Linked DNA regions of Mus musculus: all the other regions are linked to region 3. A link is a loop called in an ENCODE intact Hi-C map of the cell type or tissue named here. Cell type or tissue: heart. All regions are shown on one strand.

Region 1 (8,000 bases), 51 kb before region 3:
AGTAAGTAAATATAGTATATATCACTTGCCAAATCTGACTTAGACTGCTCCATTTAAAACCTGTTTAGCTCTCACCCTGACTCTATCTGGTATGTAGTAGTATTCTTTCCATTTATCAGATGGAAAAACTGAATGCCAGAGAAACAATTGACTTTACCAAGATCTCACAGTTACAAACCCGTGTTTCATGTAAGTTTCCTGGGTAAATTCATTCACAGAAACTGGCTTGGAATTTTTCATTCTTCCAGGAAACACAAATTTTCATTAAAAGTGCCAGTTTATTTCATCCTTAGACAGACTCTGTGTGGGGTCAGATATGGTGGCTTGGGTTGGAAGAGTACTCCTCGCCACAGTTTGTGATGGAGTCAGCAGTCCTCAGGAATCAGAAGTTTACAGAACGGAGCTGTTAACTGGAATCAAATGGTGTGGGGGAAGAGTGCCAAGAGTGTGTTCAAGAATTCCAGGCTAAGGAACAACCATGTTTTATTTCTAATTTAAAGAAAAAAAAGATGCTTTTGGTAAATTCCTCCTTTAAGGTCAGTTCCCTAAACTTGATGGGAAGTGGAACGGAGCCAAAGAAAAAGGGGTGAGCTCAGAGGGAGAGAGACCCTCTAGCATGGACCCCAACTCTACAGAGCTCTCCCAGGAGAAGAAACGAGGACTTCCCCTGCTTATGCCGTCTTCTGACATAGTCCTGCAACCTCTTGATGTTCTTACCCCCAGGCATCCTTAGGGGCCTTTTAGAAATAATACCCTAATTTGGGGAGAGCCAAAGGGCAGAGAATCACTTCTCAGGGTGTGAGTGAACCAAACTGTCTACTTGTTACTTGAAAAAGCCAACCACTTGGGGACAAGTACTGGGGTGAAGGAAAGGGCTTGTTTGGAAAGCCAGAAAGCCAAGGAAACAAAGAGGCTGATGCTAATAAAAACTGGCAGGTGCTAAGAAAGGCTTTATAGAGAGGAGAGCAGAGCCACATGCAAGAAAGAGCTGATAGCCACATGCAACAAAGATCTGACAGCTAAAGACATTTTAAAAACAACCTCCTAAAGACTGGTGTTTTCTTGGTACCACTCCAGTGGCCCTATTTGGTTTAGTTACTCTTAATTTTGAAGTCTTTGGCCTTGGAAGGGAAGAGAAACAAGCAAGTTTCTTGTTCTAGACAAAAGAGTTTTTAGTGATTAATATATCTGCATGCAGAGTTGGGCTGAAATGGTCTGAAGCAAAGATTGAGGCAGCAAAGGACACAGAGACGCAGTGAAGGCAAAGACAATGCTGTTACTGCATCTTGCTCTGGCTTCCCTTCAGTGCTCCAGCCCTTGTGTTCTCTAGTAAATGAATTCAGGTGAGACACACAGAGTGTAGTGTAGAAAATAGAGATTAGCACATAATAACAAGGGATGAGGGTGACAGTGGCCAGAGAGACCACTGTGGGGAGCATGTTCTCAAGGGGTGGGAATGGGCAACGTCAGGGGCACCATTTCTGTTATGTGTTTGTAGAGGTCATTACATGGCGCTTGGCTGGATTTGTTTAGGTTCCTTCCTCAGTTCTAGCCCACTTCCACTCTTGGTAACCCTTCCTTAACCGGCTGTCTACTATCCCGTGCCTTATTTATTTATTTATTTATTTATAGAAATTTTTCCTGAAGATTTACTTATTTGTTTTATGTAAGTGCACTGTCACTGCCTGCAGACACACCAGAAGAGGGCATGGGATCCCATTACAGATGGTTGTGAGCCACCATGTGGTTGCTGGGAATTGAACTCAGGACCTCTGGAAGAGCAGTTGGTGCTCTTAACCACTGAGCCATCTTTCCAGCTCCCCCCCCGCCCCCCCGCCCTCCCCCGCCCCCAGTGCCTAATTTAAAAGGCATGATTTTCCTTCCTCTTTCCTCCTGGTAACTGCCAGGATTTCCACCTAACCTGTACTGTTAAACTAATAAACTGTCCTCAAGATTCCTGTGTTGGGCTGGTGAGATGGCTCAGTGGGTAAGAGCACCCGACTGCTCTTCCGAAGGTCCTGAGTTCAAATCCCAGCAACCACATGGTGGCTCACAACCATCCCTAACGAGATCTGACTCCCTCTTCTGGTGTGTCTGAAGACAGCTACAGTATACTTACATATAATAATAAATAAATCTAAAAAAAAAAAAGATTCCTGTGTACTCCTTTTCTAAACTATTTTATTAAAAAAAAAACCAAACTCTCTCTCTTTGTGTGTGTGTGTGTGTGTGTGTGTGTGTGTGTAGGTGCACATCCATGATGGTGTCTGCTCCCTCTTCAAGTTGGAGTTACGTGTGGTTTGAACTACCTAACATGAATGCTGGGAACCCACTGCTGATGTCTTGGAAGAACTGGGAGCATTTAGCTAGTAAGCCTCCAAATCCCCTTATTAAGGAGCCTAAGTTCCCATGGGAACCTCGGTTTCCCCAGTAACAAAGTAACAACAAATGTTGGCAAAGAGCCCCTTACAGAATGTAAACTGCTCCAGCTGCTCTGAAAATCAAAAGGAAAAAAGAACAGACCTGCCTTAGGCTTACAGCTCTACTACCTATAGCTATACACCAAAGGACGCCATGTCCTACCACGGAAATACCTGTACATGTGTGTTTACTGCTGCAGAATTCGGAACAGCTAAGAAATGGAGTCAGTCCGGATCTCTCAGGAGACACATGAGTCACAAAATGTGGAGTTACAGTGAGATTTTATTCAACCATAAAGAAAAGTGAAATAATAACATTTGCAGGAAAATGAGTTTAAAGACTGTTGCAGAAACACAGATGCCCCGTGTTTTCTCTCATATGCAAGTCCTAGATTTGGAATTTTATGTGTGTATGTGTGTGTGTGGGAGGAGGGGCTGGGGTATAAGTCATGAAATTAGAAATGGGACCCTGAGGAGGGAAGAAGGGATCTTAAAGAAATAGGAAGATAGAGATCATGTGACATAAAAGCAGCATTGGGGTGAGGAGGGCTGGGTGGAGTGGGTAAGTGGATGTCTACATAGTAGGAGTCAGGCAAGAGAACAGGGGGAGGCGGGTGGTAAATAGGAACAAAGGGAGCAAAATATGAATCAAAATGCCATAATGAAGCTCATTAAGTCACAAGCTAACTTAAAAAATTTCAAAAACTCTATTGTCCTTGGCCTCACAAACAAAAAAAAGCACTGCGACGGAGAGGGATACTCCAGTTACACAGCTAAAAGTTTGAGATCTGAGTGGAGTCTCCACCACAACTATTTCCCCAGGAAGCCATCTCTCCCTCTTCCGATTGGAGTTCAGAGTCAACGGCCCCTATATTGCTCCTAGGGTCCAAAGAACGATAGGTAGGTCAGGTGCAGTCCTGGGGTGTGCCCCAGGAAGGCAGGACACACAATAATCGGAGTTCCAAGAGAATAAAAGATTAGTGTCCTTCTGTGGCCACCGTAGCCAAACAGGAAATGTAGTTCGCCTAGCTTTTTGCCGCGTTGGACCGACTCGCTGAACTTGAGGATGGCTGACGCTGCGAGCCTACGGGCGCCGCTGTGCACGGAGCAGTTCGGCTCCGGAGCCCCGCGCGGCTGCAGCGCTGCCGCCGATGGGAGCCTGCAGTGGGACGGGGCTCGGCGCTGGGGCTGGCTCTCCCGGGCCCCGATAGCGAAACCTGGGCAGCACGCGGGTGGAGGCGGGGGACCCTGGGCAGCACTGACCGCTCTTTCGGGCCTCAGATCCGTGCTGCTGCCTCAGGGCTTCCCAGATAGCGTCAGCCCGGATTACCTGCCATACCAGCTGTGGGATTCCGTGCAGGTCCGGCTGGCCGATTGCCGTGGGGGGGGGGCGGTTTATAGCTGGGGACCCGGGGAATAGGCCCCTGCAATCTGCATGTGCACATTGGAAGGCTAGGGTGCATTGCATAGTCCTGACAGTTTTCCAGGTCCCACAGAACCAGTGAGAGCTGGTATAGCACAGTAGGCTCCGTGCTCCTGCCACCTCTCCTCATTCCACTTCTTTTCTCTCCAGGCCTTTGCTTCCAGCCTCTCCGGCTCTCTAGCCACCCAAGCAGTATTGCAGGGCTTAGGGGTAGGCAACGCAAAAGCCTCCGTTTCAGCTGCCACGTCCACCTGGCTCGTGAAAGGTGAGCTGGAACCTGGGAGCCTTACCTGTTGATCTCATCCCTGCTTCCTGTCTCTGGCCTCTTTTTCCTTTACTGCAAACCCTAGCCTTGCTGTTTTGAACTGTTCTGACCTCTAACAGTGGTTCTCGTGTGCGTGTGTGTGTTTGTGCGCGTGCGCATATACACATTTATGGTCTGCAGCCTGATTAGTACACAGAAGCTGTGAATCTTTGCCCACAGCTGGAATGCCCTCATCAGTGAATCAGCCTAAGTGGCTCACCTTGTTACCCATGCAAACTTCAGAATCCCGAAATCATCCGGGATCCTCCTTAAATTACCTTTAATCTTACTTTATGCAGGATTGCATAGACATGCAGTTTATTACGTAAAAAAAACCCGCCAGCTTCCCGGGATGGTGAAAGTTGGGTACTTCCAGTGGGCAAAGGGGCATGTGGCTGGTCCTAAATTGGTAGTTAAGGAAATGCTAAAATGCACTCTGACCCCTCTGGGGTACCTGACTGTGCTGCAGTAAGATTATAGTAACCGTGTGCTGAGAGTATACAGCCTTCTGAAAAAAGTCACTAAGAAAATCAAAGATAATCTAGTATTATGCCTGCCACCTGGTGAGGGAAGCAGACCAAAGGGAACTCAACACTTGTTTCACGTTTAGGAGGGTCCTTGGCTCAGTCTTCTGGCCTCTGTCTTTCCCTGTTATCCCCAGTGGTATTTAAATGAACCTTAGGGGCGGGGCAAGGACATCCTGTTCTATCCTAGACCTCACCACATCTTGGGTAAGCCTCCCTGGACTCTAGGTCAGGAGGCTTCTGTTTATGCTCATCTGTTAGAACCCAGCACATTGTAACTAAGTATCACCCCTTGAAAGGGCATGTCAGAGCAGAGGTGACCGAGGGCTTCTTGGCCACAGTGTCTCATCTTTTAAGGATGCCAACCTCCACCACTACCACCACCACCGCCACCACAACACATAGATGCTGACAGTGTTTATTATATGCCATTCTTTGTGTTGCTGATTAGACCTCTTGGTGGCTGTGTGACAGGTAGTGTTGTTATCCCCACACTATAGCTGGGGAAACAGAGGTACCCACGGTTACACACCTGCTGAGTTATAGGGCCTGGATCTGAGCCTAGGAGAGTTAGTCCTTTTCACGGCATCACACTGTGTTTAATGAGATCTTTTCCATTGCTCTCCTTTAGCCAATTCAAAACTGGGTCAGTAATTGGGTTTCTTAAGTGTCATTTCTAAACATCCCATTCTTATCACCAGCATGATGCTAATCTGTCTAACAGGTTTTTAAGAAAAGCTGAGGCCACTTCAAGATATGAAAGTACCCGCACTCGAGAACCTGTTACCAGTGTTAAAAGACGCCCTCTTAATTAGAAAGGATTTTACAAGCTTGTTTCCCTCAAGAGTGAGATGTTTATAAGCAGAGCACCATATGAGAAGTTCCCTTGGGATTTTTGTTGTTTGTTTTCTTTTTGACACAGGATCTTCTGTAGCCCAGGCTAGCCCAGATCCCCAGGTATCACTGGATATAACCCCATGTCTTTACTTGGAATTATAGGCATGCACTCATTAACCTGGCTTTGGAATGCATGTCGTAATCGTTTTCAGGCACACATTGTCCTGGTTGGTTGGTTTGTTGTCAACTTGAAACCAACTAAGGTCACAGAGAAAAGGGGACCTCAGTTGAGAGCATGCCTCTATCAGACTGGTCTGAGCCTGTGGGGAACTTTCTTAATTGCTGGTTGCTGTGGAAGGGTCCAGGCCACTGGGCAGTGCCATCCCTGTGCAGGTTGTGCTTCTGCTTTAGTTCCTGTCTCCAGCTTCTTGCGGTGCTTCAGTTCCTGCTTTAACTTCATTTGGTGGACCGTGAGCCAGCAGAGTAAGCCAATAAACCCTTTCTTCTCCAAGTGGCTTTCAGTCACGGAACCACAACTACTGCAGCACTCTGTTAGAACGTGTTAATTATCAGAACCAACAATGGTAATATCTGTAGCAGTTACTATTTTAGTAGTCGGGTATAGGCCAGGCATTATTGCCCTCTTCTGTATAATGTGTCTCTTAGTGCCGACAGTAGCCAGTCCAGTGGAGTTATTTATTTCTCACATAGAGGAACTCCAAGCAGCCCCAGGCCAGCTGACTCTTGTGTCTCCTTTTTTTAAATTTATTTTTTTGAAAATTTAATATGTGAATGCTATATTTACATAATTTATCTCCTCTTCTCCCTTCAGCACCCCCTAAAATTTATGGCCTCTTATTTTTTAATTATTATTGTTACACACGCACACACACACACACACACACACACACGTACACGTACACGCACATGTGTACACATATCACTGAGTTCATTTTTGTTGGGATTAGACAACCTATCAGGGAGCATATATTTAGAGAAGATGGATTCTCCCAGTGTTGGCAACTGTGAACTTCCCTGTAGTTCTTTATCTGGGTTGGAGCCTCGTGCGGCCCCTCCCGTCCATGCTGGCATGTCAGCTGCTATCGTTGGTCAGGTCTTGTCTAGGCAACCGTATTATTGAGATTTTGTGAGTTCAGCTTTTCTAACGTACATAGAGGGCACCATCTCAAAGCAGACATCCTGGTCTAGTAGTACTTCCCAGTGGCATTTAGTAGTAGTATGAGCCTTTACTTGTTAGAAAAGGTTAAAAAAAAACCATGCAAAGTGCTTAACATTTTGTGTCCCACTCGAGTTCTGTATTAACCTTAGTCCCCATAGGCTTTCTGGGTAGCATTGAGCATTTTGGAGATGCAAATCTGGGAATACAGCAGAGGTGCGCATTTGACCTGGGTTCTGTCTAGACATCTGGTGGAACGTTTAGGATCCCTCACGTATATCATCTGCAGATAGGGGATCATTTGATGTCTTGTCCTAGTTGGATGCCTTTGATGTCTTTCCGGCTAGCGCTTTAGCCCTGTATTGAGTCAGGAAAGTGCATAGCTTGTCTCAGTCATGACGATGATGGGATTGCTTTGAGTGTTCTCTGTCGAAGATGATGTTGGCTGTGGTTTTGCCGTAAGAAGCCTTGGTTACACTGAGGTATCTTCCCTCCAGTGCTGCACTCTTTAGCACTTGATCATGAAGTCCTGTTGGGTTTTGTCAGAGGCCCTTTCTGCATCTCTTGGTATGATCATGTGATTTTTGTCTCTGAAGTCCATTTATATGATTTATTATATGTGTTGATACGTATGTTGAGCCATTCTTGCAGCTCTGGGATAAAGCCAACTTGATCTTGGTAGATGGCCTTTGTGTTGTCTGCCTGTATTCTGTTTGTAGGGATTTTACTGAGGGTTTTACATGCGTGCTCCTGAGGGATACAGGCCTGTGGTTTTCTTTCCGTTGTTGTGTCTTTACTGTTTTGGTATTTAGAGTGATGCCGCTTCTTAGGAGAGGTGTGGAAGTGCTCCTCTGTTTCTGTTCTGGGATGCTTTTTCCAACCGTTCGCTCTCAGGCTCTGCCTGACTTGAAGATAGGAGCCTGTGTCTTGTAGGCAACAGGTAGGTGGATTTTGATTCTTCATCTGTTCAGATAACCCATGTCTTTTGATTGGAGAATTGAGACTATTAATATTTAAAGTTATTATTAAAAGGTATGTGTTGGTTGTTGTATTTTTGTTTCTTTCTGTGTTCTTAGTCATATACTGTTTCGGTAATTACTGCTTCGTTTGTTTTGTTTTTATAGTCTCAGCTGTGTCATCTCCTCTCTTTAGTCCAAAGTAGTGCTTCCAGAACTCTCTGTATGGCTGGGTTAGTGTACATGGGCTCTTTTATTCTGTTTCTTCATCAGTCTGCTGGGTACAGTAGCCTAGGCTGGCAGTAGGTAAGTACATTGCTCCAGGCCCTTCTGATTTTTAAAGTTTCCCTTGAGAAATG
Region 2 (8,000 bases), 98 kb before region 3:
GAAATAACCCAGTGTCCTATTCACCATGTGTCCCCTGGGGCCTGGCACAGAGCCTGGAGCCTGTGGAGAGACTGAGAACTACATCCTGTGTCATGCATGAGCTCATCCCATCACCATAGCAACAGATAGCCCAAAGGCCAGGAGTATGGCTCTGGTTCTTTGGCAAAGCTCAGACTGGGTGCTCAACTCATCTACAACATGGGGCATGGACCAAGAAACCACTGCTGTGTCTTTGCTGTTACTCTTGACAGAGCAGTGGCTATTCCATAGCTCCCAACAAACTTAAAAACAACCAAACAACAAACTCCCAAATGGTGGCCTTTGCTGTAATGCAGTGGCTCTCAGCCCAGGTGATCTTAGAATTATGTGAAGTTTGAAAAAATCCTGATGCCCAGGCTTGGTCCAAGGCTATTTGGATCCTGGGTATAAGATTAGTGTTTTGTGTGTGTGTGTGTGTGTGTGTGTGTGTGTGTGTGTGTTTCTCTCTTTTTTTCTCTGTATGTTTCTATGTGTGCTTGTCTGTGTGTCTGTCTGTCTCTGTGTTTCTCTGTCTCTTTCTGTGTCTATCTTTCTGTGTCTCTGTGTGTCTGTCTCTCTCTTTCTCTCTGAGTGAGTGTTTCTCTCTATATATGTTTCTATGTATGCATGTCTCTGTCTCTGTGTGTGTGTGTGTCTCTCTCTGTGTCTACCTATGTCTCTGTGTGCCTGCCTCTTTCTCTGTTTCTCTCTGTCTCTGTGTGTGTGTGTGTTTCTGTCTCTTTCTGTGTCTCTGTATTTCTGTCTCTCTGTTTCTCTCTGTCTCTCTCCAATTGAGTGTGTGCTTCTCTCTCTTTGTGTGTCTCTGTGTCTCTCTATCTTTCTGTGTCTTTGTGTGTCTCTCTCTCTGTTTTGTGTGTGTGTGTATGAGAGAGGTGTTATTTTTCTCTCTCTTTTCCTCTCTCTCTTTCTCTCCCTCTGTGTCTCTCTGTGTCTAACTTTCTGTGTCTCTGTGTGTCTGTCTCTCTCTGAGTGTGTGTGTGTGTGTGTGTGTGTGTGTGTGTGTGTGTGTGTGTGTGTAGGGGCTAAGGGACAAGTTTGGGTGTCATCCTTAGGAATACTATCCACCTTCACTGAGACAGGGCCTCTCAATGGTTTGGAGCTCTCATTTAGATGAGACTGGCTGGCCAGGGAGCCCCAGGGATCCTCCTGTGTTTGCCTTCTCAGTGCAGGGATTACAAGTACACAGCAACATACCCGGTCTTCTGTGGGTGTTGGGTTTTGAACTTAGGGACTCACACTAGCAATGCAAGCAGTGTGTTACTGGATGAGCTATCTCCTCGTCTGCCCTTCCCTCTTTTGAGAGAAGGTCTTGTGTTGTCCAGGCTTGCCTTCCAGACAAGCCAAGGATGCCCTTGAATGTCTGACCCTTTTGCTTCCACATCCTAAGTTGCTGGGGTTACAGTTGTGTGCCGTAACATCCAGATCCTATGGTGCTGGGGACCGAACCACGCATGCTAGAGAAGCATTCAACCAACTAAGCAGCCCCAGCCCAGAGCCTTTCCTTTGCTTTATCTCGAGGTGATTCCAAACAGGCAGCCAGTTTTGAGAGCCACTGCTGTGACTGGCATCCCCACCGCACACTTGAAGCCTCCTCGTAGGTGGCATTTGCAGAACGTCCTGACAACCCCCTTAGTGTCAGAAAGGATCCCCTGGTCAGTCCCACCATGTGGGTGGGTGGGTGATCATGGACACTGTTCAGAACCACCAGGGAGTTCTGGGTCCCCGATCCTCTGCTGCCCCTTATCCTGATGATCAGGGAACCTCCACCTGCAAGAGGATGCCAAAGATAAGATGCAGGGACCGTTCCTCACATCCTTAGAGCTGTGCTAACAAATGGTTAACGACCAGAAGAGGGGATCTTGTAGATCTCTGATTCATATTATTTGCTAATTGCTGTGCTGTCAATACTACCCCCCGGGCCCCGGGTCTGCTGCAGGCTCTCCTCCTTCAGTGGTTGAGCAGAGGGTTGGGAAGAGATCTGTACCATATCTGCCAACTTTCAAGAGCTGCAGCAAGGCAGTCCCCACCCCCACACTCATGTAGCTTTCACTGTCATTATTTGGCCCCATCCCCCAACCCTTGCCAATGGTTCTTAGTCTGCTGGGACTTTGAAGATACACAGGCACCAACAGCTCTTGCTTGGTGGTGCTCTTTTGGACCTCTGACTGTGAACCTGGGCTATACAGACTCAGTGGGGCATCTTCACACTGACTCATAATTGACCCAGACAGGAGATGCTCAGTAGTGGAACCACATGTGGTACTTCTTGATATTCAAGATAGTAATTTCCATTCAGGTCACATTTCAATCTTCAGCGTCTATGGCAGGTTCGGGGAGGGGAGTTGTCGTGGGCTTCATTGGCAGGTAAGGAAACTGAAGGTTAGTGTGGAGGGGTGTTTCTGGGTCCTCCACACCTGAGAGAGTACCCAAGTCTCTGGACAACCAATGGGGGGCTTCAGAACTCATGCCCCCATTTGTATTTCCTGACATCGAGATCTGTGGCAGGATTAGCTGATTTAGGCACTGCGTGGGATACAACACTGGGTAGTTAGCAAGCATGGGGGGAGCTAATCCTGCTAGCTTCCTTGGGTACCGAAGACTACACACTCCCTCTTCCTATACCCTAGTTACACTGTGTCAGTGCCACAGATCTCAGTGTCAGGAAATACAGATGGGTGGAACTGATTTTGTCCCTCTACTTTACACATAGGTTCCAGGAACTGAATTCAGGTCACCAGGCTTGGTGAAGACGTGTTTTACCAGCTGAGCCATCTCTTCAGCTCTGAGCTAATATTTTCCAGATGTAAAGAACTGGGCTATGTTGTCTCATCCCAAGAAACAAGAGATCCATGGCAGTGCAGTTGCTAAGCTTACTACTACTGCAGCCCCGGAGCTCGCAGTGCTGGAAGATGGGTAGCACCGGTGAGGATGACACAGGTGAGAGGCAGGTTGAAGATGGGTTGGGCTGCTTTCTCATCAGCCCTTGCCAGGTGGCAATGACAGCTCGTCAAGACTTCCGCTTTCCACAAAAGCAGAAAACCAGGGTGTTAATGTGAAATTTCTTCATTTAAAAGTTTGACTATTAATTCAACATTTGTCTACTTCTTAGATACAGATGGAACAAAACACCCGCCTACAGTGTTACCAGTTTGCTAGCGTGCTACCAGGTGCGTGTCAGCCCGATTGGAGGTGTGGGTGGGGTGGGAGAAGGGAGAGTAGGTTCCCTGGAGGTGAAGGACTACAGGTGAACTGGAGTGATGGGGGAGACTCAGGTGTCTGGAGGGCTTAAGGGGAGGTGAGGGCTGTCCAGAGGTCAGGCTTGGGGATGGGGGTGGGGCTAGGGATGGTGCAGGTCTGGGCCTCAGGGTTGGATTCAGGGTACCGGGAAGTTAGATGTGTGACCTTCTGGACCTCAAGGGCAAGGCTGCCGAGATGGAAACCAGTGACCTTGCTGTGTGTACAGTTGCTTCCATGGGTCTCAGGCCAGGCCCTGCAGTAGCCTGAATCTAACCCATTGGAGGAGTCAGGCCACGGTGGCCAGACAGAGGTGCTGTGTGTGAGGAGGTCCAGACCATAATCCCCAAGAGAACCCAGAGCAAAGCTTGAGGCTTCTGATGGTTCTTCCTGTGGCAAGATGAGGGCCACAGGCCAGAGAATGAGGCTTGGCCACTGCCTTTCCCTTTGTAACCACAAGGGAGCAGCAGAGGCACAGCCATGTCCCTGGTTGTCCCAAATGCTCCAGCTCAAAGCCTGGGTTGGAGAGGTTTGGAGGGCCAGGGTAGGTGCAGGGAAGGGTAGAAGCAGGAGTCATCTTTGCCTCATTCTCTCAGCATGTCCCTGTTGAGGTCCCTTGAGACCATGATATATGACATCAGTGATACGTTAACCATGGCTGTGACACTTGTTCTACAAGCTTGTCACACTGCGTAGAGAGCTAACGGTGGCACAATCAAGTATCACTGCCAGCCTTCTGTCGGTACCTCTGCCTGACCAGTGCTTCCTCTTCTTCCAGTTGTCCACCTTGACCATGCTGAAGTACAGTTTGAAGAGGTCGTGGGGTGTGGGTATGACTCGGAGCTACATGCCACTCCTCACTGTGCCTTTTATACACATCACTGGCAGAGTGACACTTCCTCTTCTTCTAGACTTAGTCTAGATGGATGGCAGATCCATTGCCAAATCCTTCCTGGAGCTCTATGACACAAAAAGGAAGCTGGAGTAATGTGGAAACTTCTGGTTTCTTTGGAAAGTCAGTTATGCCAAAGAATGTTTTGCTGAAGCAGACACGGGTGAAAGGTTGTTGTGCTAAAGTAAACACGTGGAAGGACATGTGAAAAAGGATTCTTTGATAATGACACACATGTCTTGGTTCGCCTTACATGTGTAGTTGAGCTGCGTTTGTTGTGACTCCATAGAGAGAAACGCACCAAAAAAAACTTTGGTGGTATGCTACCACTTCTGGAGGACATGTGATGCTTGGAGGAAGAATAAATAAGAGTCTGCAATGCATCATGGGTCTCTAGTTGTCGCTGATCTTCACTTCGTTGAGAGAGACATGGCAGAGAACTTCTGGTGTCCCTGCTGGTCTTGGTCATTCTTGCTGACTTGTGCCTATTCAGTGGAAACCTGGCTGTCTCTGCTAGGTCATGCCACCACTGCTGGGTCATGTTTGCTATCCCATCACTACTGAACTGGACTGCTGGTGTATCCATGAAGTGTTTGTGAGTGGATGGAGCTGCAGTCCAGTTCAGAAGGCCTGGAGTCTTGGGTCAGGGAAACCTTCCCCCATCCTCCATCTGCCACCCAGCAGGTGTTTCAAACACTTTGTGCAGAAAGCCTTCCTGGATGGTGCTCCACTGTGCTCAAGGGCTCTGACTATGGCTTCAGAGTTCTTCTCAAGATGGATGGTGTCTCCCCAGATAGAAGGTGCACAACAACTTTCATGACTGTGTCCCCAGTGACAAGCAAGGCTTCCACAAACAGGATGTTCTGCACACATATTTATTTCAGTGAAGAAGGGTGTCCTCTACCTTAAAGATTATATTCAACCTACCTGGGCTTTGAACCATCTCTTGGGGGTATAGTGGGGACTGGAGATGGTTCAGTGGTTAACAGAACTCACTTCTAGAGCACCCTGGTTTGATTCCCACAACAACATGTCAGCTCACAACTGTAGGTGACCCCAGTTTTAGGGAATCTGACACCCTTTTCAGGCTTCTGTGCAATAAAAAATTTCTTACTGCACCCTCATCACCACCTTAACAAAATGTCATAGATTCATCCCAGAAGTACCGAAGAGTCACATATAAAGGAAAATCCAACAGAATAACTGCCGATGTCTCAGTGGAAATGTGGAAATCCAGAAGAGCCAGGGAGCAATGTGTTCCAAGTCCTCAAAGGCTATGGCAGTTAACCTAGGCTAATATACCCAGCAAAACTATACCCAGAACTAAAAGCATGTACATATGACATGCACTGGTGAGCACATGACAAAGGCTGTGTGAAGACCAAGCATATAGCACTGTGTCAAAAAGGAGAGCAAAGCAAAGGTGTAAGCAGATGTCAATGCAGGTACGTGGATAGGTGTGTCTATTATCTACCTATCATCCACCTATCCACCCATCCATTCATCATTCCTCTATCATCCACCCATCTATCCATCCATCTATCCATCCATCTATCCATCCATCCATCCATCCATCTATCCATCCATCCATCCATCTGCCTACCCATCCATTCATCACCTGTTCACTATCCATCTACTCATCCTTTCTCCATCCATTCAGTTTTTATGAATTTCTCTATAAGAATCCACATGAACTCCATACCCAGGCTTCCTAAGTCCTCCTCCAGGGTCAAGCCTGTTGAGTAACCCCACCACCACCTGGTCTTATTTTTCTGCAACCTGCTAGATCTAGCCTGGGTCCCATAGCCAGTGCCCTGGCCTATTCTGACCACACAAGCCCTGAAACAGATGTCTTGCGCGCGCTCGACTGGCCAGGAAGAACGACGCTGCAACAGGATCCTTCTGCACACGTTTATTGGGAGAGCTTGATTGTAGAGGCGAAAAGACTTCGAGCCCAGAACTAGTGCTGCTTTTATAGGCCTAGGAGGGGCGTGTCTCACACCCGGATTGGTTATGCACTAAGCCTCATTTGCATGTTCCTCATCTGATTGGCTACTCTCTCTCAGTACCTTACAGAACCTCATTATCATACCTCATTTGCATGTCTCACATCTGATTGGTTATACTCTCAGTACCTTACAGAACCTTATTATCATGCCTGGGCCAGGCAGTGTCTTTGCAAAAAACTTTACTGCATATGTACACATTGGTTGTTTGTCCAATCTTATGCGTGGTGGCCAGCAGTAGTCAGTGCCACTCAGCAACGGCACATGTGGCTTCCCACAAGATGACCTCTAGGTTTTTCCAGGTCTAGTCTGTGCCCTGGTCTAGTCCCATCACCTTCTGCACTGAAGCCAAATTCTAGGCTTCTAGGCTCTTCCCTATCTGTATCCACCCACAGGACTTTTGTACCATCTCCACCATTTCACTCCATACCCAAATATCTCAGATTCTCCTCTAGGCTCTATCATGGTAACTACTACTGACCTCCTCATCCATGCCTTCTCTGCAGTTTAGGGGATTTAGCCTGGGACCCACAAAGAATGCACAAACCTAGTGCGACCTTCCCTGCCTTCACTGTAGAGGAACTCTAGGCTTGAGCCAGCATCCAAAACACCCATCCACTATATCACAAGACTCCCCCACTGCATATCCAACCTTTCCATTCAGACTTACACACTCCAGGCACATACTGTACACCACAGACCCCTCTGCCCACCTGACTGTATTCCACCTGTCTTAGTCAGGGTTTCAATTCCTGCACAAAACATTATGACCAAGAAGCAAGTTATGGAGGAAAATTTTTTTGGTTTTTTGGTTTTTTGGGTTTTTTGTTTTGTTTTTTACTATTTCCTGCAATGGATGGTGAACTGACATGTTGGGCAAGAGTTCACTAGGAATTTAAGATTATTAGCTTGAGAGTTAGAGTTTTATTTTCTAAGTGAGAGAAAGGTGTCACTGGAAAGAGTCTTGTAAAGAAAGAGGGCTCTGAGGTCCCCTGCTGAGTCAGAGAGCCAGAGAAAGGAAGCTGCCTACATCTTGGGGCAGATATTGATTTAACTGTGAATTTATAATATTGGGATTATTTGCTTTTTGGAATAGATTTATATACAGATTTTGTCTGAATCATGTGGGGAATTTCACCTGTAGTTTGGAACTAGGATAGGGAAAATTAGTCACTGACTCCAAGTAGAGAAGGCAGTGATAATTACCTGCTATAAACAGGTATTAATTAATAAATGTCTGTGGCTCCAGGTAGAGAGCTCAACAGATAGATGGTATAACAGGATGGCTGCTCTAGGCAGAGAGCTTAACAAGTAAAAACTACCTGCTTCCTATAGGCAGACATTAGTGAAAGCTTGAATCAGTCGCTTTAAAGATGGTATAAAGATATATTGCTCTAATAAGTCTTACAGGATACTCAAATTCTGTCTAACGTGGGCTCCATGGGAATTTTGGGTTTAAATTCTGGTTTGACTAACCACCTGCTTATAAAAAGATAATCAATTGTTTTAAAGATGGTATAATAAGGTCTGCTAATAACTCATATTCTCTAACGTGGGCTCCACGGGAATTTTGGTTTTTTTTTTTTTTTTTTTTTTTTTTTTTTTTTTTTTTTTAGGCTTTTAAAGGAGTTGGTTTAATTCAAAGTGGTACAGAATTCAGAGTACAATGAAGATGGAACAGTAGGCTCTAGTGGGATTCCAGACTGAGTTTACTTTAAATTCACAGCTGAGGTAGGAATTGCTGAACACTAGAGACAGCAAGCCATTGCATTATTTACTTTATTCATTTTTTATTTTTTTACAAAAGTTTATTACAATGTACAACAGGC
Region 3 (8,000 bases):
GAAGGAAGGAAGGAAGAAAGAAAGAAAGAAAAAGAAAGAAAGAAAGAAAGAAAGAAAGAGAAGGAGGGAGGGAGAAAGAAAGAGAGGGAGAAAGAAAGGGAGGGAGAAAGAAAGAGAGGGAGAAAGAAAGAGGGAGAGAGAGAAAGAAGGAAGGAAGGAAGGAAGGAAGGAAGGAAGGAAGGAAGGAAGGAAACATAAACCATAGCTGGGCATGGTGGCTCACTCCTGTACATCCAGCACTTAGAAGGCTTGAGGAGGACGATGATAGCCCTGAGTTCAAGGCCAGTCTGGGCTACAGAGTGAGCTTCTGGTCAACCTAGGTTACAGTGAGACACTCCCTCAAATTTTTTTTCAAAAAACACATAAAATATAAATAATAATGTCCATTTCAGGTGGGCATAGTAGCACATGCTAAAATTTCTAGAACTTGGGAGGTAAAGGGGGCACAATCATGGGTTTTAGGGCAGCCTGTGCTACATAGTACATAAGACCTTGTCTCAAAATCCCAAGGGTTGGGCTAGAGGTGGTAGACTGATCACTTAGCACACACACAGTCTTGGATTCAATCTCCAAGAATTACATATAACCTGGGAAGGGGCCGTGCATCCCTATAATTCCAGTACACCTGTCCCAAGAGTTAGGGCAAAGCTTAGTGAGGGGAAGTCTATCTAACAAATGCAAGGGTCTAAGTTCTGGCCTCAACATCACAAGGAAAAACAAATTCCATTTCAAGATACTCATTGAAAGGGGCAAACACACAGTCCTAATTGGAGCATTTATCTCCCACAGTGTCCCCACAAGGCTCAGCGAGCATCACGGAACAGGGCGTGGCCAGGTTGTAAGAGCCAGAGGTTGACAGCTGTGAAGCTGTGCTTTCTCAGCATGCCTGGCTGGTGCACTCACACGCTCATGAGCTGTAGATCCTTCATGAGACCTACACAGTATGGAGCCAGTCAAAATTCCAGCAAGAATGAGGAAGGGGCTCATTTAGCCCTTCCCCTAGCTGAGGAGTGATTGGCAGTTGTTGGCTCCTAGGTGACGGCACTTGTTTTCTTCAGGGATGTAGCCCCTGGCAGGGGCCAGTGCTCCAAAGGATGGCCCTACACCCATTCACACACTGGAAGCACTAACTGTACCTGGTAGACTTTTTTTAAAAAAAAAAAAAAAAGATGACATGAAGTTGGGAATATAAAGGGGCACTGGAAGAAATAGAGGAAGGTGTTAAGATACATTGTATCTAACACGAATCTCACTTTGTATCTAACCTGTACATGCATTAAATTCTCAAAGAGTGAGGAAACATTTTAAAAGGGAAAAACCACAAAGTCTGATTCTTTTTTTTGTTTGTTTGTTTTTGGTTTTTTCGAGACAGGGTTTCTCTGTATAGCCCTGGCTGTCCCTGGAACTCACTTTGTAGACCAGGCTGGCCTCGAACTCAGAAATCCGCCTGCCTCTGCCTCCTGAGTGCTGGGGTTAATGGTGTGCACCACCACGCCAGTCTGATTCTTAAAGGTGGATATGTGAGTATATGCCACTGCTCAAGGTACTGAACTTACTTGCCCAGCTATAGGTTTATTGCAGGAGCCACAGAGGCCTTTGGCCTGTGTGGGGACACCACGACGGCTGAGGTCAGACTGCAGCAGGCCCAGCATGGTGTCCAGACTGCCTTTGCTAGTCTGTCCTGGTGGAGATGGGCATCCTTCACGGGTGGGGCTCGCTGCTGGAGGCTGAGGTGGCCCTGAGGCTGGAAGCTGCAGTAAAGAGGACACTGAGTCAACAAAGCCACAGACTGGAAGCATCACGACTGGATTGGTGAGCCACAAAGTGACACGGACCAAAATCCTTGCAGACTCACATGGTTCTGAACACGGAAGTCAGAGAGCGAGGCCATCAGTCTATCCAGTTCCTGAGTGGCGGAGGTGGCTGAAGGCTTTGAGGGGGCAGGGAATGGGCTGGGAGGGCTGTGGAGGACACCGTGAATCACCTCAGAACCTGCCAGCCTAACACCCCTCTGGTAAGTCAGGCATGCAGGACCCATCATCCGCTTCCCAGCCCTGCCCACTCTACCAAACTCACACAGTGGGTGAGCTCTTGTCTTCAGATTGGTCCTCCTTCTCTTCCCCTTCAGCCATTTTACTAGATGGGAACTGAGACATGATTTCATCTGGAGAGATGAGAGAACAACACTGGCAAGGAGCCCATATCAGTCCACCCTCCCAGTGAAGGCTTCCCGTCCTTTAATGGCTCCTCGGACAGTTTGAGTCCCTTAGACTCTGCCCTTCTTTGCCCTGTCCCCAAGCCATCCAAGACTGTCTCGGTAACCCTGGTACCTGTAATGTTGAACTGGGTGGCATTAAGTTCCTGAAGCAAACGGTCTAGCTCACAGAGGCCATTGCCCAACACACCACTGGAAGAGGAGAATGGAGGAGCCACAGGGGCCACAGGCTTTGGGGACCGAGGCTTGCATACTGTGCTAAGGGCAGGAGGGAACCTGGGTTTAGGGTAGGGAATCCGAGTCCCCTCCTCTGAACTGAAACTGGCTTCCCCATCTTCCTAGCCCAGTTCCCAGGCCCCTCACCTGTATAGATGATCCTTGTCCCCAGTGGTTCCTGAAGATTCTCCAGACCCTGTCTATAGAGAGTAGAGGTATTTGTGGAAGGACAGTCATGTTCCTTGCCTCACTCAGACTCTGATGTCCCCTAGCCCAGACCAACCCAGGCCCTAATGGCTACCCCCAGAACCCAAAATCTCATCTCACCTGTGGCTGGTGGCCATAGGGTGGGGGAGGTGTGAGTGTCTCTGGTGGGCGCTCTTTTGGAGCCCCTAACCGTGACATGTGTGAAGTGGTGGTCTCCAGGTCAGAGAGCAGGGCATCTGTGGTGAGAGGCCCTCAGGGTGAGAGTTTGGGAAGGAGGGGATGTCAAGGTCTTAAGAGGTTAGAGTATAAAGGATTTCAAGTGTCCGTGTTTTAAAAGGTAGAAAGCCGGTGTTAAAGGCAGCGGCCAAAACCATACTCACAGGGTCAGACCAAGGCAAAAAAGTAGAATAGTAGCGCGGGGGGAGTGGGGATGGAGGGGCGGAGGGGGAGGGATGGGGTGGCGGGGTATTTATGATCAGACCTCTCCCTTGACTTACCCTGGGAGCCAAGTACAAACCAACTAATGATCTTTTATTCTCTCCATCTTTTCTGGTGCAGCCCAGATTGTCTCTTACTGTACCCAAATTGTTCAATCGGCTGTATGTTTGACACCCAACTTCCTGATTAGATGTTTGCTGTGACATACTTACTACTTCTCCCCAGCTTGGTCCACTTGGCCACACTGAAGTCTAGCCCTGTCCTTTAAGTGGCCCTGGCAGGGAGCGGCTTTTTGGTGTACGTCTTATCCATGTACTATTATTGACGAGCGCCCTCTGCTGCTGGATCTAGAAATTCTGCCACGAAGAGCAGAGTCTTCTAGTCTCAGCCTAGGCGAATAGAGGGGACGAGATGCCTGGGGCGCTTTATCTACGCCCCGTCCCTTTACTCTTCTCCGAGCCTCTACGGTAGAAGCCTTAGACTTCTTTCTATAACCCTGGCATTCTCTATTATTCTCTTTCTTGCCCTGAGGACTTTCTTGACCTCTGCTCTACCTGGGAGCACTCAACTCTTCTTGAAACCCTGATATAGGTCCTTTTCATCTCCGAAACTCCAGGTCACACTCTCCTCTCTAGTCTATTTTCCCAGTCCCGGGACTCAGTGATCTCTTAACCCCTTCCTACCCAGAGTCTCTGAATCCAGGCCCCCGTGGGTGCCTCAACACTTTGTCCATTGCACAAGCAGGATTGAGTGAGCAGAGAGAGCCAGGGAAGAACGGAGGGAGCGGCTTGTCGCAAGCGAGGCAGGAAAGGGAGAGGCAGGAAAGGGTATGTGGATTTGGGAGGGAGGCACAGGCAGGCTGAGGCGAGAAAATGGAGAGAGAAAGCTGAGATGGGGAAGAAGTGTGAGTTGGGAAGGGGATAGATGCGGGGAAGGATGAGAGGCTAGGGGGATCTCCTCACTCACCCAGGTCCTCCATGGCGGTGCGCTGGCGGACAGCTTGGGGAGAGTAGGGCGGGGGCCGTGTCCGGTGGGGGCGGAGGACGGGGAGGGGGGGGACGTCAGGGAGTTAGAAGCAGGGCCGTGACCATGTATGGAAGCCGGGACCCGCTGGGATACAGTGGGGGGGGGGGGAGCGATGAAGGGGGAGCATGGAGACATGAAGAAAGACAGCACTAGGGCCCACCCAATCCAGCTTTGTGGCTCTGTTTAGAGGAGGCCACACCCCAGCCTTTGCCTCAGCGGCAGCGAGTCCCTAAAGCTGAAACCAAGTCAGAGTGGTTCTTCCATAGCTCCTGCCTAAGGAGTCTCATAAACGGAGGGCCCCAAGCCCGCACCTCCCAAAGCCAGCAGAGTTCAAAGTAGGGCCCCGCTCGCACCCTGGGCATTTTAAAAAGACTTGCGGAATTTGGTTAGAGGCAGGAGTGACATTCTAAGGATCTGGCAGACTACAGGTTTTGACTGCCAGCCTAACGGCAGGAGGCATACATAATAAGAAATGTCTCACAGAGAACAGAGATCCAGACTCTAAGGCAGGACTTTCCCTGAAAGACAGACCTGGGAATAGATACACAGAACAGGGAAAGCAAACCTCAGACCTTAACCCCATGTAAACTCCCAGGATAACAAACCCATTCCTAACACGGAGGAGGTGACCAGAGCCCGTTCCAAAATAACCCTTTCCTAAGGTACTGGTGAAAGAGAAGAAAACGCCACTGACCAGCCACAGAGTGATATGAAGCTGTCTGTGAACTGACCCCTAAAGAAGTCAAGTTGGAAACACCTGGAGATGGGTATGGACAGATGGCTGCTGTCTTGCAGGCATCCTGGAGGACAGATCTAAGCCATAGAATGTGGGGCCCCAACTCTGGAGCAAGTCAGAACCTGGGAAATTTGGTAAAAATACTGAAGCCCAGCATAGCCCTCCATGCCAGCCTAAATCAACCAGAAAGGGACCAGGCCTAAGTACATTTTTTTCAAAAGTTAGGATCTCACTATGGAACTGTCCTAGAACTCCAAAGAGGTACTCTTGGGTCTGCCTCCTCCATGCTGGGATTAAAGGTGTGTGCCACCACAGCACACCCTAATGCATAACCTAGGCAGAGATTTGAAACCCCAGAGGCTCAGGGTCAGCAAGAACCATCTTACCTCACCTTTCTGAAATGCCCAGGCCCTGGCAGGCTTAGTCTAGGGCTCTTGAGAGCCCAGGCAAGGGAACCCTTCCTTCACCCGTGTGCCAGCAGAGGGGCTTTCTCTGAAAGTGACTAAGAATGGGCCTCAGAAACCATACGAACATAGCAGGTTTCCCACTAAGCAGTTGACATTTAACTGGCTTGGACCGATAAGATGGCTCAGCAGGTAAAGTATTTTCTGCCAAGCCAGATGCCCTGAATTTGGTCCCTAGGGCCAGATGATGGAAGCCGAGAATGGTTCCCTTCAAGTTGTCCCGACTTCCACATAGGGAGCACGGCCTGCACATACCTACTACACTAATAAATGGTTTTTGAAAAAACTGGCTCAAGAGCTCGGAACAGACACAGCCTGACAGGTAAAGGACAGTCAGAAGACAGAAGTGTTCTGCCATGCTCCACACAAGTACCCAGCCCAAACCTCTTAACCCTGGCCAGGTTATGTATTTAGATGGGTGGCTGTGTCTAAGCAATGAGGACTTATAAACAGAAAGCAGGCCTCCACTGGGGCTCAAAACTCCATCCTAGAGAAAACCCACCATACCCCAGGTCTGTAGTAGCCCTCAGGAGATGCTTTTTTGAACCCTGAAACCCAGATGGCCTGAGTCAAATCGAGGAGCTCTCAGCAGGTAAGTGGGTGGGGTACCCCCCCAGGGGAAAGCACACAGACGACCCCACACAGCAGCAGTGTTCAAATCTCAGGTGTTTAATTTCAATACCATAGTGCTGAGTCAGGCCAGACCCTGGGCCTGAGCTGTCCCTTGGACTCCTGCACAGACTCTGGTATTGGCTTTTGAGTTATGGATCGTTAGATCTTCATCCTGGGATCCAGTTCCATTTTCTCTTCCGTCCCTGAGGATAGCGCCTTCTGCAGTCTTCTCTCAGGCTGAGAGAAGCCTCCTTTACAGCCAACTCATCCCTTGGGTCCTCTCCCAGGGATGCCAATAGTTTAGCCTAGGGCATATGCACTATGACTCAATCCCCATTACCACAGCCAGCAAAGCCTCAGTGAGGGGCCCTGCCTCCTCGCCTGCTGCTTCCACGAGCCCCGTAAGGGCCAGGGCCCTTTTTCTTGGGCACTGCCCTGGTTCTAGTGTCCATCGTGCACAGTGGGCAGCCAGCCGGGGCCGGCCTAAACGGAATACCTCGCCCACTGACTCCGGGCCACCCCGGGGACTCAAGTGGATGCGGCCCACAGCTTCTTCTAGCTCTTCCTCCAGTGCAGGCAGTAAGAATCGGCCAGCAGCTTCTAGAGCTTCCTCGGCCTTGGAGCCCAGCAGGGGCTGACCAGGTGGGGGTACGGGCCCCAGAGCAGCCCCACAGCCCCTGCAGCCATGCAAATGATGTAAGACAGGCCACGCTGCACCAGGGGACAGGCCTCGAAGCGGCACCAAATCCATCTGGGCTTCAGCAAAGCTGCCGGATAGCAGGGCCCGGAAGAAAGGGGAGGCAGCAGCTGAAGCAGCCCGCTGAGCAGGGAGCTGTAGGCCTGAATCCAGAACGAAGTGCAGGTCAGGAGCTGGGGCAGGGGCCGGACCCAGCAGAGGTTCGTAGAGGCAAGGGGGAGGTGAGTCAAGTTCCAAGGGCAGGGCAGGTAGAGGGACTGGGCTTGCAGTGGGAGATACCAGGCCTTGGAGACAGGACAGGGAGTCTGCTGCAAAGAAGAGGAAGAGTGGGTGTGGCGCTGGCTGCGTTAGTGCTGTGAGGAGGAGGCGGAGGCCACCCTGATCCAGAAGTAAGCGGCGCCACAGAGTCGGCTTCCTGTGGGGAGAAGGGGTCTCAGCAAGCTGAGGGCAGGGCTGGGGTCAGAAGGGGTCTCAGCAAGCTGAGGGCAGGGCTGGGGTCAGAAGGGGTCTCAGCAAGCTGAGGGCAGGGCTGGGGTCAGAAGGGGTCTCAGCAAGCTGAGGGCAGGGCTGGGGTCAGAAGGGGTCTCAGCAAGCTGAGGGCAGGGCTGGGGTCAGAAGGGGTCTCAGCAAGCTGAGGGCAGGGCTGGGGTCAGAAGGGGTCTCAGCAAGCTGAGGGCAGGGCTGGGGTCAGAAGGGGTCTCAGCAAGCTGAGGGCAGGGCTGGGGTCAGAAGGGGTCTTTCAGCAAGCTGAGGGCAGGGCTGGGGTCAGAAGGGGTCTCAGCAAGCTGAGGGCAGGGCTGGGGTCAGAAGGGGTCTCAGCAAGCTGAGGGCAGGGCTGGGGTCAGAAGGGGTCTCAGCAAGCTGAGGGCAGGGCTGGGGTCAGAAGGGGTCTTTCAGCAAGCTGAGGGCAGGGCTGGAGAGTTGCAATCTAGCTCACAATCCCCGCAAGGCACCCATTCCCCCTCACCGGCAGATGAAGGGTAGGGTCAGTGCACAGGCGACGCGGTCCTCAGGACTCCCAGAGAGCAGCAGGTGGGTGAGGGCACCCACTCCAAAGGGGGACTCAGCCTGCACAGTCAGGTTCTGTAGCAGCATCTCTCCTGCGGGGACAGGCACAAGAGGTCAGGGTGGGAGGCGGCGTTAAAGAGCAGGGTGCTATGGGCAAGATAGGACTCTACGCCTGTAAAAGGGGGAGCATAAAACCTCAGTAAGAAATCAACAGAGGAGCGTGAGGAGCACTGGTTGAGGACAGGCTTAGGTTGTGAGGAACTAAAAATCAAGGGTGAGAACAGAAATGTGGATGTCAGCCTGCAGATCTAGGCCCTCAAAGACGGAAACAGCCTAGAGTCAGGCACAGAAGACAGGGCACTCCTAAGATGCAAATGGCAG
Region 4 (8,000 bases), 360 kb before region 3:
CCAACTATAGTCAGTTTTAGGCTAGCCTAGGCTACACAGCAAGATGGGGAGGGGGGAGACATCAAAATGGGGCCTAAATCATCTTTTTTTTTTTCCACAGCAATAATTTAAGTGTGAGGAAACTTAGAGTTATATTTAATTCAGGTTAACTCAGTCATGAAGTATGTTCTGTATCATAAACACTCTTTAGCCCAGAGACACCAGTATTAGTAAAGCAAGGCCTTGTGCTGAGGAGTCCTGTGTCCACTGGAGAAGACACAAACTATCATCACAAAATATATAGGGAGGGTTATAACTGTAGTATGTACAAAGTACGCAAAATGTCAAGAAAGAAAATCAATGTGACCAATAACTGCCCCATGGATGAGGGCCAGACTAGCCCAGGGCAGACAGCCTTGAATATGAGTCTTACACAGAGAAGTAGGCAGGAGGGGGACAGAAAGTCACGGGGATTCCAAGCTACAGAAGTGGTAATTTTAACCTTAAATATCATTATCACTTTTTTTTTCCTGATTATCTCCAGGAAAAAGAAAACTTCCTGTTTCTGGTCATTCAGTGTGTAAAAATCACAATCCCAGCACTGGTTGGTCCTATAACACCACTTGTAATACAAAAACAAAAGCAAAAAAAAAACCAAACTTGGTCAGAAGTCTATTCGGCTCTTGAATAATCAAGATGAAAAAAAAACTAAAGATTTTAACTCTGTCACTTTAAACAACAGCAACACTCACCACAAAGAGAAGACAATGTTCAATAAAGAGAATTTGAAATAACTCTGTATAGATTAAAAAAAAAAAAAGACCTAAACAGCATTCAGATCAATTAAATATTACTAAAATAGCTGTATTTGAGATCTTAAATACTGGATAGGTTAAACTAGTCAATAACTACAGGATACTTTCTAAGGCTTCCAATGGCCTGTTAAATCTGAACTATGATGGCCTCTGCCTTCCTCTAGGCGCTACCTACGTTTGTGGGTGATGGGATACGTATCTACGAAATGAGATACACTGAACTGTGATGCTATACCAAACTTTTGATAATGGTGAAAAGTTTTACACTTGCTCTCTGATACGAACTTTGGACAAACAAAGAGCAAACCTCAGGGCTAGCTCCAGGAAAGGGCCCGGCTAAACTTTCTGCTTGAGAAAACTGACCTGCGGAGATGAAAAGTCCTGTCTGATGAGCTGAGAAGGACTCCAAGCTCCCTCCATTTATGCATTCCAGCTGCCAGGAATTTGGCCCGCGGGACTTTTACAGCTAAATTCCCCCCTGCTTTACACCTTGCAGGGTGACAGGCTAGGAAAAGTGGTCAGATTAGAATAAAGTGGCCCATCATCTATTCCAAGGTCACCAAAAGTCTTACTGTGGCCACCGTAGTGCCTCCATTCTGAAAAGAGGAAATAAAATACAGCGGCAAGAAAATACAACCAGAGCCATATTTCTGAAGAAGAAAAAAAGTTGTTCTTCACCGCTCTAGCAGAGTAACTTTGCAGGTCTCCGTAAGGACACAATGGACACTGATGAAAAGTGTCACCAAACCGCTCCACTTTCTGGGATCTCACACTTCTCTCCTCACCTGAGAAAGAAGATCCTGACCCTACTCTTTCAGGCTGCTGTGGGGATTGGCACTAAGACACGAAAGGACCTGTCCTCAGAAGCCATCCCATAAGAGGTAACAGGATGACCTAAAAAGCTCCCTTGAAGTTATTCTACTGGATGTACTCAAAGAACGCAGGAAAACGTCCAATGCCGTGGCTCGTTCAAGAGTTCCAGTCTCACTTTTCCTAAAGTAAAAAAGTGTTGACCAATGAAGGAAAAAAGCACTGGAGAACTAAGTAGAAGCTGCCCAAACTCCTCCGAGCGATAACTGACCGCAGCTGTCTGAGAACAGGAGCTACTATTTAAGCCAACTAACTGCAAACAAAGTTTTCTAAAGCAAACTGATGGCTGGAGACTTTGACCTCTCCTAACTGTGTGTGACAGACATCCAACACGACTTCTTCTTGAAAATGGCAATTCATACACTAGTTTTCGATCAAGTCCTGTGAGGTAACCGTCCTGAAGTCACTCTTTAATAAGTGACCGGGAACAACTCAAGGATGTCAAGAAGGAGTGTCCCGCATTAGGTTCCACTGAACTGATGGGACTGGAACCCAGAACTTCCCACGCTGGACCGTGAGAAGACGCTGCAGGTGGAGGCCTACGAGGGGTTCATAAGGGACCCTATCCCCGCACCCCAGGCCCCAGATACTGGAAGAGGTGCACTAAAGGGGGTGACCGGCCTTCCCCGCCTCCCTGAGGCAGGAGGACTCCCCGAAGCGGCGGCCGCTCCCCTCAGGACTAGCGCTGACATCCCCAAGCGTCCCGCCCAGCCTCGCGATCCCGGGGCCGGAGGGGCCGGGCCGCGCCCCCCGCGCTCCAGCTGGCCCGCGCGCCCCACCCAGCCCGCGCCGCGCGCCTCACCCGGTCGGAGCTGCAGGCCGCCGTCGCGCCGGCTGCACCACAGGGCACGCTCGCCCTGCTGCAGGATGTAGTGGTCCTTAGCCTGAAAGAGCTCCATGCCGGCCCCACGCGCTCCGGGAGGCGGCGGTCCCCCGGCCCAGGCACGGCAGCGGCCCGCCCTGGAGCGATGCTGGAGTCCTCCTCCACCGAGACCACCAGAGTCCGTGCCTCAAGGAGACTCCGAGGACCCAGCCCACGGAAGAACAGAGTGGGGAAGCACTCGGGGGCCTGACCCGCGGGCCAAGAACACGCTTGGGCGGCCGAGGCCCGGGAGGCCTTTTCCCCCTCCCCCCACAACTCCTGTACCTAGGCTCCGCCCCCTATCCTGAGACTCCACCTCCTACAGTTCATCCTGGCTCCCTCTAGACTCCGCCTCCTCCCAGGTTCCTCCCCTCAGCGTGCAACTTTCCCTCCTATAGTTCCTCCCCTCTCCCTTAGGCTCCGCCCTTGCTCAGGCTCCTCCTCCGACCTTCCGACTCCGCCTCCCTCTGTAGTTCTCCGAAAGCCCTCCTAGGCCCCGCCCTGGTCCCGCCCACGAGTTTCTGGCTCAGCCCTCTCCCAGCCTGTGTCTCAATCCTCTTTCTCCTTTCAGCTCTCGCCGCACCTCTTTCAGTTCCTCCCTCTCTGTCTATAGCCTCTACTCCTCTGCCTCTCCCACTCGCCGGCCTTACCAGCTGCGACCTCAGGCAGGCCCTGAGCCTAAGTCTGGTTATACTGGCTCGACGCCCTTTATGCAGCCATTTCTTGATCTTTCCCTGATGTGCAAGCCAGTCCTTCATTCCTTCCATTAGCTCCTAGAAAAGTCTGGTCAAGTCCCCGAATCCACCTGACATTCCTTCCTCCTCGGAGTACATTTACCCCTAGTCTGAGCAAAGACCAAACCAAGCCCAGAAGTACAGCCATGGTTGTCTCCAGGGTTCTACCCCAAGTTAGCACTCGGCTGAGCAGAGGCCGCTCTGTTTTGGCATTTCCTATTAGAACCTGGACACCAATAATCATTTAGTAAATGCACATTAGTGGAGATGTGTCTCCACAGAATACACACTTAGAGTTAGCTGGGCTAGTGAGGAGAAGGTACAGCAAAGTCTGAGAAGCCGGCCTACAGGAAGTCAGTAAAAGGGACGTCACTCAGAGATGGTAAAATGGCCAGGTGTCAATCTGAACCAGAAAGATTTAGGAGAAAAAGCTTCCAGTTCTAGACCTATCTCCCAGTCTCCAGACTTTGGGTCTGTCTTGTTCTGTGTGATCTTGGGACAATTTTAGTCTCTACTGATTGAATTCGTGACCTTTACTACACTCTTAGACTCCCAATTCTGTATGTTCCTGTCTTCCTTTAAAGCAATCTTTAAAAAAAAAAAAAAAAAAAAGAGGCCTAACCACCGGAGCTGGGTGGCTCAAGAGTACTTTGCTACTTTTGCAGAGGACCTCCGGTTCAGTTCCCAGCACCTCCAGGGCAGCTCACAACCAACTGTGATGAGACACCTCTTCTGACCTCTGTTCCTGTATGGGTGTAGTGCACAGGTTCATAAATATAAAGTAAATGGTGGTGCTGCTGCTGCTGGTGGTGGTGCTGCTGGTGGTGGTGCTGCTGTGTTGGGAGCCGCGCCCACATTCGCCGTTACAAGATGGCGCTGACAGCTGTGTTCTAAGTGGTAAACAAATAATCTGCGCATGTGCCAAGGGTATCTTATGACTACTTGTGCTCTGCCTTCCCCGTGACGTCAACTCGGCCGATGGGCTGCAGCCAATCAGGGAGTGACACGTCCGAGGCGAAGGAGAATGCTCCTTAAGAGGGACGGGGTTTCGTTTTCTCTCTCTCTCTTGCTTCGCTCTCTTGCTTCTCTCTCTTGCTTCTCTCTCTTGCTTTTCTCTCTCTCTTGCTTTTCTCTCTCTCTTGCTCTTTCGCTCTCTTGCTTTTCTCTCTCTCTTGCTTCTTGCTCTCTTGCTTCTTGCACTCTGTTCCTGAAGATGTAAGAATAAAGCTTTGCCGCAGAAGATTCTGGTCTGTGGTGTTCTTCCTGGCCGGTCGTGAGAACGCGTCTAATAACAATTGGTGCCGAATTCCGGGACGAGAAAAAAACTCGGGACTGGCGCAAGGAGGATCCCTCATTCCGGAACCAGAACTGCGGATCACGTTTATAAAGGTTCCCATAAAACAGACTGTTGAGAAGGATTCAACTGCCGAATTCAGAACTCATCAGCTGGGGAACGACGGTGATAAAGGTTCCCGTAAAGCAGACTGTTAAGAAGGATTCAACTGTATGAATTCAGAACTTTTCAGCTGGGGAACGAGAGTACCAGTGAGTACAGCTTCACGAGGTAAGCCTGGCCTTGAACTTTCTAACGAAATTCAAGACAGTCTATCAGAAGTAAAGTGGAAAATGTTTGGCCTTGAATTTTTTCTAATGTTAGGAGCCCTTTTGTTCCTTTTCACATGTTATCAAGTGATTAAGATAGGGCTGAAAATTCTAGAGGAAATTCAGGACAAGCTATCAGAAGTAAAGCGGGGAGAGAGAATAGGAACAAAGAGGAAATATGGTACACAAAATAAGTATACAGGCCTTTCCAAGGGTCTTGAACCCGAGGAAAAGTTTAGGTCAGGTAAGAATACCTGGAGAGAGATTAGAAGAAAAAGAGGAAAAAGGGAAAAGAAGAAAGATCAATTAGCGGAGGTCTCTAGGAGAAGGAGCCTGTGCTCTGAAGAAACAGACTGGGAGAAAAAAGCGGCTCATTATGAAAGAAAAGGATACCAGCCGCCAAGTAAAGTGCTAACTAGTCATTTAAGGAAAAAGCCAAAAGCGGCTGGCGAAGGCCAGTTTGCTAATTGGCCTCAGGGCAATCGGCTACCAGGTGCACTCCCGCCCTATGCGGAGTCCCCGCCCTGCGTAGTGCGTCAGCAATGCGCAGAGAGGCAGTGCGCAGAGAGGCAGTGCGCAGACTCATTCATTCCCCGAGAGGAACAAAGGAAAATAGAACAGGCATTTCCAGTCTTTGAAGGAGCCGAGGGTGGGCGTGTCCACGCTCCGGTAGAATATGTGCAGATTAAAGAAATTGCTGAGTCGGTTCGTAAATACGGAACCAATGCTAATTTTACCTTGGTGCAGTTAGACAGGCTCGCTGGCATGGCACTAACTCCTGCTGACTGGCAAACGGTTGTAAAAGCCGCTCTCCCTAGTATGGGCAAATACATGGAATGGAAAGCGCTTTGGCACGAAGCTGCACAAGCGCAGGACCGAGCAAACGCTGCTGCTTTAACTCCAGAGCAGAGAGATTGGACTTTTGACTTGTTAACGGGTCAGAGAGCTTATTCTGCTAAACCTGATAAGAGGTATCAATGGAAGGTCTTACCACAGGGGATGTCCAATAGTCCTACAATGTGCCAGCTTTATGTGCAAAAAGCTCTTTTGCCAGTGAGGGAACAATTCCCCTCTTTAATTTTGCTCCTTTACATGGATGACATCCTCCTGTGCCATAAAGACCTTACCATGCTACAAAAGGCATATCCTTTTCTACTTAAAACTTTAAGTCAGTGGGGTTTACAGATAGCCACAGAAAAGGTCCAAATTTCTGATACAGGACAATTCTTGGGCTCTGTGGTGTCCCCAGATAAGATTGTGCCCCAAAAGGTAGAGATAAGAAGAGATCACCTCCATACCTTAAATGATTTTCAAAAGCTGTTGGGAGATATTAATTGGCTCAGACCTTTTTTAAAGATTCCTTCCGCTGAGTTAAGGCCTTTGTTTGGTATTTTAGAAGGAGATCCTCATATCTCCTCCCCTAGGACTCTTACTCTAGCTGCTAACCAGGCCTTACAAAAAGTGGAAAAGGCCTTACAGAATGCACAATTACAACGTATTGAGGATTCGCAACCTTTCAGTTTGTGTGTCTTTAAGACAGCACAATTGCCAACTGCAGTTTTGTGGCAGAATGGGCCATTGTTGTGGATCCATCCAAACGTATCCCCAGCTAAAATAATAGATTGGTATCCTGATGCAATTGCACAGCTTGCCCTTAAAGGCCTAAAAGCAGCAATCACCCACTTTGGGCAAAGTCCATATCTTTTAATTGTACCTTATACTGCTGCACAGGTTCAAACCTTGGCAGCCACATCTAATGATTGGGCAGTTTTAGTTACCTCCTTTTCAGGAAAAATAGATAACCATTATCCAAAGCATCCAATCTTACAGTTTGCCCAAAATCAATCTGTTGTGTTTCCACAAATAACAGTAAGAAACCCACTTAAAAATGGGATTGTGGTATATACTGATGGATCAAAAACTGGCATAGGTGCCTATGTGGCTAATGGTAAAGTGGTATCCAAACAGTATAATGAAAATTCACCTCAAGTGGTAGAATGTTTAGTGGTCTTAGAAGTTTTAAAAACCTTTTTAAAACCCCTTAATATTGTGTCAGATTCCTATTATGTGGTTAATGCAGTAAATCTTTTAGAAGTGGCTGGAGTGATTAAGCCTTCCAGTAGAGTTGCCAATATTTTTCAGCAGATACAATTAGTTTTGTTATCTAGAAGATCTCCTGTTTATATTACTCATGTTAGAGCCCACTCAGGCCTACCTGGCCCCATGGCTCTGGGAAATGATTTGGCAGATAAGGCCACTAAAGTGGTGGCTGCTGCCCTATCATCCCCGGTAGAGGCTGCAAGAAATTTTCATAACAATTTTCATGTGACGGCTGAAACATTACGCAGTCGTTTCTCCTTGACAAGAAAAGAAGCCCGTGACATTGTTACTCAATGTCAAAGCTGCTGTGAGTTCTTGCCAGTTCCTCATGTGGGAATTAACCCACGCGGTATTCGACCTCTACAGGTCTGGCAAATGGATGTTACACATGTTTCTTCCTTTGGAAAACTTCAATATCTCCATGTGTCCATTGACACATGTTCTGGCATCATGTTTGCCTCTCCGTTAACCGGAGAAAAAGCCTCACATGTGATTCAACATTGCCTTGAGGCATGGAGTGCTTGGGGGAAACCCAGACTCCTTAAGACTGATAATGGACCAGCTTATACGTCTCAAAAATTCCAGCAGTTCTGCCGTCAGATGGACGTGACCCACCTGACTGGACTTCCATACAACCCTCAAGGACAGGGTATTGTTGAGCGTGCGCATCGCACCCTCAAAGCCTATCTTATAAAACAGAAGAGGGGAACTTTTGAGGAGACTGTACCCCGAGCACCAAGAGTGTCGGTGTCTATGGCACTCTTTACACTCAATTTTTTAAATATTGATGTTCATGGCCATACTGCGGCTGAACGTCATTGTACAGAGCCAGATAGGCCCAATGAGATGGTTAAATGGAAAAATGTCCTTGATAATAAATGGTATGGCCCGGATCCTATCTTGGTAAGATCCAGGGGAGCTGTCTGTGTTTTCCCACAGAATGAAAACAACCCATTTTGGATACCAGAAAGACTCACCCGAAAAATCCAGACTGACCAAGGGAATACTAATGTCCCTCGTCTTGGTGATGTCCAGGGC

The links. Hi-C counts contacts between places; a loop is a spot of excess contacts. Peaks named below come from ENCODE experiments on the same cell type or tissue, not always from the same donor. Only the 100,000 strongest peaks of a DNase experiment are listed, where the experiment ranks them.
Region 1: it touches region 3 in a loop (2.2-fold over the local background); 16 of 42 quality-filtered maps call a loop at or near these places.
Region 2: a loop joins it to region 3, with 7 times the contacts of the local background. A loop is called at or near these places in 32 of 42 quality-filtered maps.
Region 4: it touches region 3 in a loop (1.9-fold over the local background); 3 of 42 quality-filtered maps call a loop at or near these places.

The regions. Positions count from the first base shown.
Region 1 is chr7:128,293,570-128,301,569 of GRCm38, reverse strand. It overlaps Rusf1 (RUS family member 1), which reads left to right and starts at 3,439. Exons shown (of 13, transcript NM_145590.2): 1 at 3,439-3,780; 2 at 3,994-4,108. The coding sequence starts at 3,487. In heart, a CTCF peak has its summit at 3,457; a DNase peak (open chromatin) is centred at 3,439; H3K4me3 peaks cover 1,836 bases; H3K27ac peaks cover 1,575 bases; H3K27me3 peaks cover 260 bases.
Region 2 is chr7:128,340,851-128,348,850 of GRCm38, reverse strand. Gm32707 (a long non-coding RNA gene) reads left to right here. Exons shown (of 3, transcript XR_378506.3): 1 at 1-2,976; 2 at 3,149-3,206; 3 at 4,052-4,548. It also overlaps the pseudogene Gm6916. Among named protein-coding and RNA genes, the nearest start is that of Gm32707, 6.7 kb to the left of the region's middle. In heart, a CTCF peak has its summit at 51; DNase peaks (open chromatin) are centred at 60 and 3,720.
Region 3 is chr7:128,243,051-128,251,050 of GRCm38, reverse strand. It overlaps Armc5 (armadillo repeat containing 5), which reads right to left. Exons shown (of 6, transcript NM_146205.2): 5 at 7,579-7,711; 6 at 5,951-7,026. The coding sequence ends at 6,234. Tgfb1i1 (transforming growth factor beta 1 induced transcript 1) reads right to left here and starts at 4,239. Exons shown (of 11, transcript NM_001289550.1): 1 at 4,043-4,239; 2 at 2,759-2,874; 3 at 2,579-2,631; 4 at 2,331-2,473; 5 at 2,077-2,164; 6 at 1,856-1,961; 7 at 1,557-1,751. The coding sequence starts at 4,055. In heart, a CTCF peak has its summit at 3,425 (motif pointing left); DNase peaks (open chromatin) are centred at 3,360, 4,180, 6,460, 6,920 and 2 weaker places; H3K4me3 peaks cover 3,266 bases; H3K27ac peaks cover 4,607 bases.
Region 4 is chr7:128,606,158-128,614,157 of GRCm38, reverse strand. It overlaps Inpp5f (inositol polyphosphate-5-phosphatase F), which reads right to left and starts at 2,793. Exons shown (of 20, transcript NM_178641.5): 1 at 2,467-2,793. The coding sequence starts at 2,563. In heart, no CTCF peak of the experiment used is centred here; a DNase peak (open chromatin) is centred at 3,007; H3K4me3 peaks cover 2,094 bases; H3K27ac peaks cover 1,411 bases.